Linked DNA regions of Mus musculus: region 2 is linked to region 1. The links are chromatin loops, found by intact Hi-C in ENCODE. Cell type or tissue: gastrocnemius. All regions are shown on one strand.

What was found. Peaks named below come from ENCODE experiments on the same cell type or tissue, not always from the same donor. Only the 100,000 strongest peaks of a DNase experiment are listed, where the experiment ranks them.
Region 2: a loop joins it to region 1, with 6 times the contacts of the local background. A loop is called at or near these places in 39 of 42 quality-filtered maps.

What each region holds. Positions count from the first base shown.
Region 1 is chr11:86,567,215-86,569,714 of GRCm38, forward strand. It overlaps Tubd1 (tubulin, delta 1), which reads left to right. Exons shown (of 9, transcript NM_019756.3): 9 at 1-146. Among named protein-coding and RNA genes, the nearest start is that of Mir21a, 16 kb to the right of the region's middle. In gastrocnemius, a CTCF peak has its summit at 1,377 (motif pointing right); no DNase peak of the experiment used is centred here; H3K27ac peaks cover 1,046 bases.
Region 2 is chr11:86,652,508-86,655,007 of GRCm38, forward strand. All of the region lies in intron 5 of Vmp1 (vacuole membrane protein 1), which reads right to left. Among named protein-coding and RNA genes, the nearest start is that of Vmp1, 30 kb to the right of the region's middle. In gastrocnemius, a CTCF peak has its summit at 1,141 (motif pointing left); a DNase peak (open chromatin) is centred at 1,165; H3K4me3 peaks cover 272 bases; H3K27ac peaks cover 1,254 bases.

The sequences.
Region 1 (2,500 bases):
TGCTTGCCTGTGACCGAGCTCTCTGGAGTCAGGAGCAGGAGTCAGGGGCTCAGGTCGTCCTTGACTACACTGAAAGTTCCAGGCCAACCTGGACGACATGAGACACTGTCTCAGGCTAGATAAATAAATACAAATATCTGCTTTCAGGTTCAGTCTGTTAAGTAATAAAGTAGAATGCTGATTCTAGTTCAGGTGCTCTGTCCACAGACATGAAGAAACACTTCATGTCTGTGGACAGAAAAAAAAAGCAATGCTTCTATAAAGAACATGGTTTGGGGACTGGAGAGATGGCTCGGTGGTTAAGAGCACTGGCTGCTCTTCCAGAGGTCCTGAGTTCAATTCCCAGCAACCACATGGTGGCTCACAACCATCAGTAATGGGCTGTGATGCCCTCTTCTGGGGTGTGTAAAGAAAGTAACAGTGTATTCATATAAAACAAACAAATACATCAATCTTTAAAAAGAAAAAAAAAGAAAGAAAGAACACCTTCTGTTGAGATGGGGTCTCAAACTGTTGGGCTCAAGATCCTGACTCGGCCTCCAGGGAGACTCTGCACCTTGGAGTCTGGTTTAAAGGAACTCGGCAGACATCGGCTGTAAGAGTCCAAGGAGAGGAATGTTCTGTTGCACTCCAGGTTTCTAAATCTTCCCTCTTTACAATGAAAAAGATTTACTAAACATGTTCTAAACTTCCACAGTTCAAATGAAAGCAACATAGACTTTTGAGTGTGTGTGCACTTTAAAAAAAGATTTCTTTTTATTTGTGTGTGTGTGTGGTGTGTGTGTGTGTATGTGTGTATATATATATATGTGTGTGTGTGTGTGTGTGTGTGTGTATGCGTGTCTGTTCATGTGTGCATGTGGACATGTATGAAGCTACCCATGGAGGCCAGAGGGAACATAGATGCTTTGGAGCTGGAGATGCAAGTGGGTTCTGACCCTCTACAAGTAGAGTAAGCAGGCCACCCCTGAGCCATCTCTCGGGCTCCAGAGTGGTTTTTTGTTTGTTTCTGTTTTTTAGACAGGGTCTCTGTAGTCCAAGATGGCCTGGAACTTGCTGTGATACTCCAGCCTCAGCATCAGCTTCCAAAGTGGTAAGCACTGTACTTGGTTTTTTGTTTTTTTCTTTGCTTTTTTGAAACAGGGTTTCTCTGTGTAGCCCTGGCTGTCCTGGAACTTACTCTGTAGACCAGGCTGGCCTCGACTCAGAAATTTGCCTGCCTCTGCCTCCCAAATGCTTGGATTAAAGGTGCGCTCCACCATGCCCGGCAAGCACTGTACTTGTTAAGCAATGAAGTGAACCACTCTACTTGGGTCTGAGAATTACAATTCTGTAAATATATTTGCCTTTGAAAATGATTGCTCTGAACCACAAGAGGGAGATGTTGTCAAATACTACACTGTGGCCATCGGTTCTGAAGACAGTGAGATCCTCTATGTAGCCATTTTTAAAAAGGCCAGGTGCAGCTGTGCCCTGGACTGAAGCACTCAGGTGACTGGGGCAGGAGGATCTGTTCAGTTTGGAGTTCTAGGAAAAAAGAAAAAAAGAGAGGGAGAGGGAGAGGGAGAGAGAAGGGGAAGGGAAAGGAAAGAAGAAATGCAGAAGGTGTGGCAAATGGCTGGAATCCTAGTTCTTGGGAGAGGGAGGTAAGAGGATCAGGAGCAATGGGCAGCCTTGAGCACACACCAAGCTCCAGGTCAGACAGGGTATACACACGGCAAGACCTTGTCTCAGACACCAGAGCCAGGTGCTGGAGACATGGCTCATCAGGTAAAAGCACTTGCTGCCAAGCCTGACAACTGAGACTCCTCCCTGGACCTACGTGATGGGCAAAGAGAAGCTACTCCTCTGATCACAATTGTGCCGTGGTATGTGTGTGCATGCCCCCACACACATTAGTGAAATATTTATTTTGAGACAGGGTCTCACTCTGCAGTCCTGGCTAGCCTTGAACTGTAGATCAGATTGATCTCAAACTCAAGAGATCCAACTGCCTCTGCCTCCTGAGTGTTGGGATTGAAGGTTGGGCTACCATACCCAGCTTTTTTTTTTTTTTTTTAAAGTAACAGGTAAATGTGATAATTGTGTACCTTTTGGAGGGGGTGGGGGTGGGGGTGGGGTTGATTGATTGATTGATTGAGACTCGGTTTCTCTGCAAAGCCCTGACTGTCCCGGTACTCACTTTGTAGACTAGGCTGCAAACACACAGAGATCCACCTGCCTCTGCCTCCTGTATGCTGGGATCAAAGGTGTGTGTCACCATGACTTTTTATTTTATTTTATTTTATTTTTTTTGAGACAGTGTTTCTCTGTGTAGCTTTAGCTGTCCTGGAACTTTGTCTATAGACTAGGCTGACTTCTAACTCAGAACTCAAGAGAGCTGCCTGTCTCTGCCTTTTGAGTGCTGGGATTAAAGAAGTTTATCACCACTGCCCAGCAAGACTACTAGGTTTTGAGCTGCTATAGAAGGAAGTTTACATGCTTTGTGGCAAATTTGAAT
Region 2 (2,500 bases), 85 kb after region 1:
TATGCAAGTTGTTTAACATAGTCTTTGAAGCTTTCTTTTAAGCACACAATTATAAATAGTGACTTAAGGGCAGGAAGCTATCCAGTCTGTATAAACCCCTATGTCCTGGAGACCTTGGTTTCTGCTTTTGATGTGGTGACGCTCATGAGTTAATAGATGAGTCACTCCTTGGGGAGAGAGAGGGAGAGGAGCTACCATTCCCTCCCTCATCAACCAAAGGCCAACAGGCATTTTTTTTTTTCCTAAAAAGAGGCTGCTAATCTTCCAGGATGAGCTCTGACTCAAAGTGATCATGCCACAGTCACCGTGCCTACAGAAGTCAGTATCAGTGACACCACAACCCAATTTGGGGTAATTTCTTCCTTCTTTGTACTCAAAGATTCACAGATGAGCACTGACGCAATCATCAGAGTTAGAAAAAGTAGCGAAGAGGAAGCTGGCAGGTTAGCTCTGAGACAATCACCACCATCATGGCATTAACAGCACAGTTACGGAAACTATTTCTCCGCTTCACTTTACCACATCTCAGTGATAGTTCCCAAATATTTACTTCCAGCAATAAGGAATCAAGAGCCAAAAGGGCCCAGAAATATCTGTACCTAAGGAAACACAGCTTAGAGCAGCACAGACAACTATCAGGCACTACCCACAGCAATGTTTAAACACGAGAAGACAATCAACATGCCAGATTTTAAAAAGGTACAATTTCTGCTCCACTTTAAAATAAAATAATCCAAACTTAAGAGTAAAACAGGCATCTGGGCAGCAAATATTATACATATTTGTTGTGTTTAACTTATAACAAAGGTAAGGTATTTTGTTGAAACGATCATATTAAGAAAATGTCTCTTAAGGAGGAATTTTCAAAGGACAACACAATTTGGTTACAATTTCTAATAAAGCTTGGTCAATTTTATACTATAATCCAATAGTTCCAAATCCTACCTTCACATTGCTTTTAGAAGGGAGAATGCTAATGCTCCAGGCATTTTTCTACTTTGATCCCAAGTGTGAAAAAAGAAATCCTAGTGAATTAGGCTAAAAATAACATTTGTCTGTAAGGGTAGGTATCCCAAAGGCCCAGTGTAGAAACTGAGCTTTGAAAAATCTCTCTGCAGGAAAATGCTCCCCCTAGTGTCAAAAACTGTCTATACACCACACAATGGAAGCCTGCCAATGCAATTATAGCTTTTGCTGCTGTTGTGATCGGGGCTCATGAAACCCAGGTTAATCAACTTTAGAACTTATGTAGGTGAGGGTAGCCTTCAACTCCGTATTTTACCTTTAACGTGCTGAGATTATAGGTGTGGGTCACCACACTCAGCTTTCTTATTTAGATGTAAGACTTTAAACCTTAATTTTGCTCACTCCTCCCCCATACTCTGAGAATGGGTTTCTCTGAGTAGCCCTGGCTGTTCTGGAACTCACTCTCTAGACCAGGCCGGCTTCAAACTCAGAGATTCACCTACTTCTGCCTCTAGAGTGCTGGGATTAAAGGCATGTGCTACCATCACCCAGCAGGCATTTTCTCTTTTTTATTTTATTTTTGAGATTCACTAAGCAGCCAAGGCTGGTGAGAATAGCTAAGGGTGGACTGTGGATGTAGTCAGTAGTAGAAAATTTGGCAAGCATGTTCGAGGCTGTTAGTTTAATCTTTAGCACTGAGAAGAAAACAAAGGCATAACACACATATTGAAAATGATCACTTGTTTTAAACAAGGAGCTGAGAAGCCAGAGATCGCCTCAGACTGTGTTGGCACAGTCTGAGGACTTGAGTTGACTCACAGGACCCATGGGAGAAGCTGGACACAGCTCTTTACATTTAGAATGCCAGCACTCCTATGGGGAACGGGAGGTGGAAGCAGGAGAATTTGCTGGAAGCTCAAGTATGCAACACAGCCACACAAACAACAAAATCCTGTCTCAAAAACAGTAAAACATAAAAAAAGGAGAGAACTGACAGCAAACATGTCCTACGACTTTCACATATGCACACATGCACTGAAACGCAAACCCTTAAGTGTCTCTGGTCTTTTTCTCTTTTATACTCTCTCTTCTTCAAAACAAAAATATAAAACTCTGTAACATAGTATAGTATTTATAATAGCTGGAATAATTTTCTAGATACTTTATGTGTATTAAACATCATGTTTAAAAAGATACATTTGTTATTTCATTTAGTCCTCAAAACAGTCACGAGATAATTACCATTATTATCACTTCCATTTATAGTTGAATAAACTAAGGTTTAAAAGTTAAGAAATCGGGCTGGTGAGATGGCTCAGCGGTTAAGAGCACTGACTGCACTTCCAAAGGTCCGGAGTTCAAATCCCAGCAACCACATGGTGGCTCACAACCACCCGTAACAAAAATCTGATGCCCTCTTCTGGAGTGTCTGAAGACAGCTACAGTGTACACACATATAATAAATAAATAAATAAATCTTAAAAAAAAAAAAAAAAGTTAAGAAATCTGGGCTGGAGAGATGGATCAGCAGTTA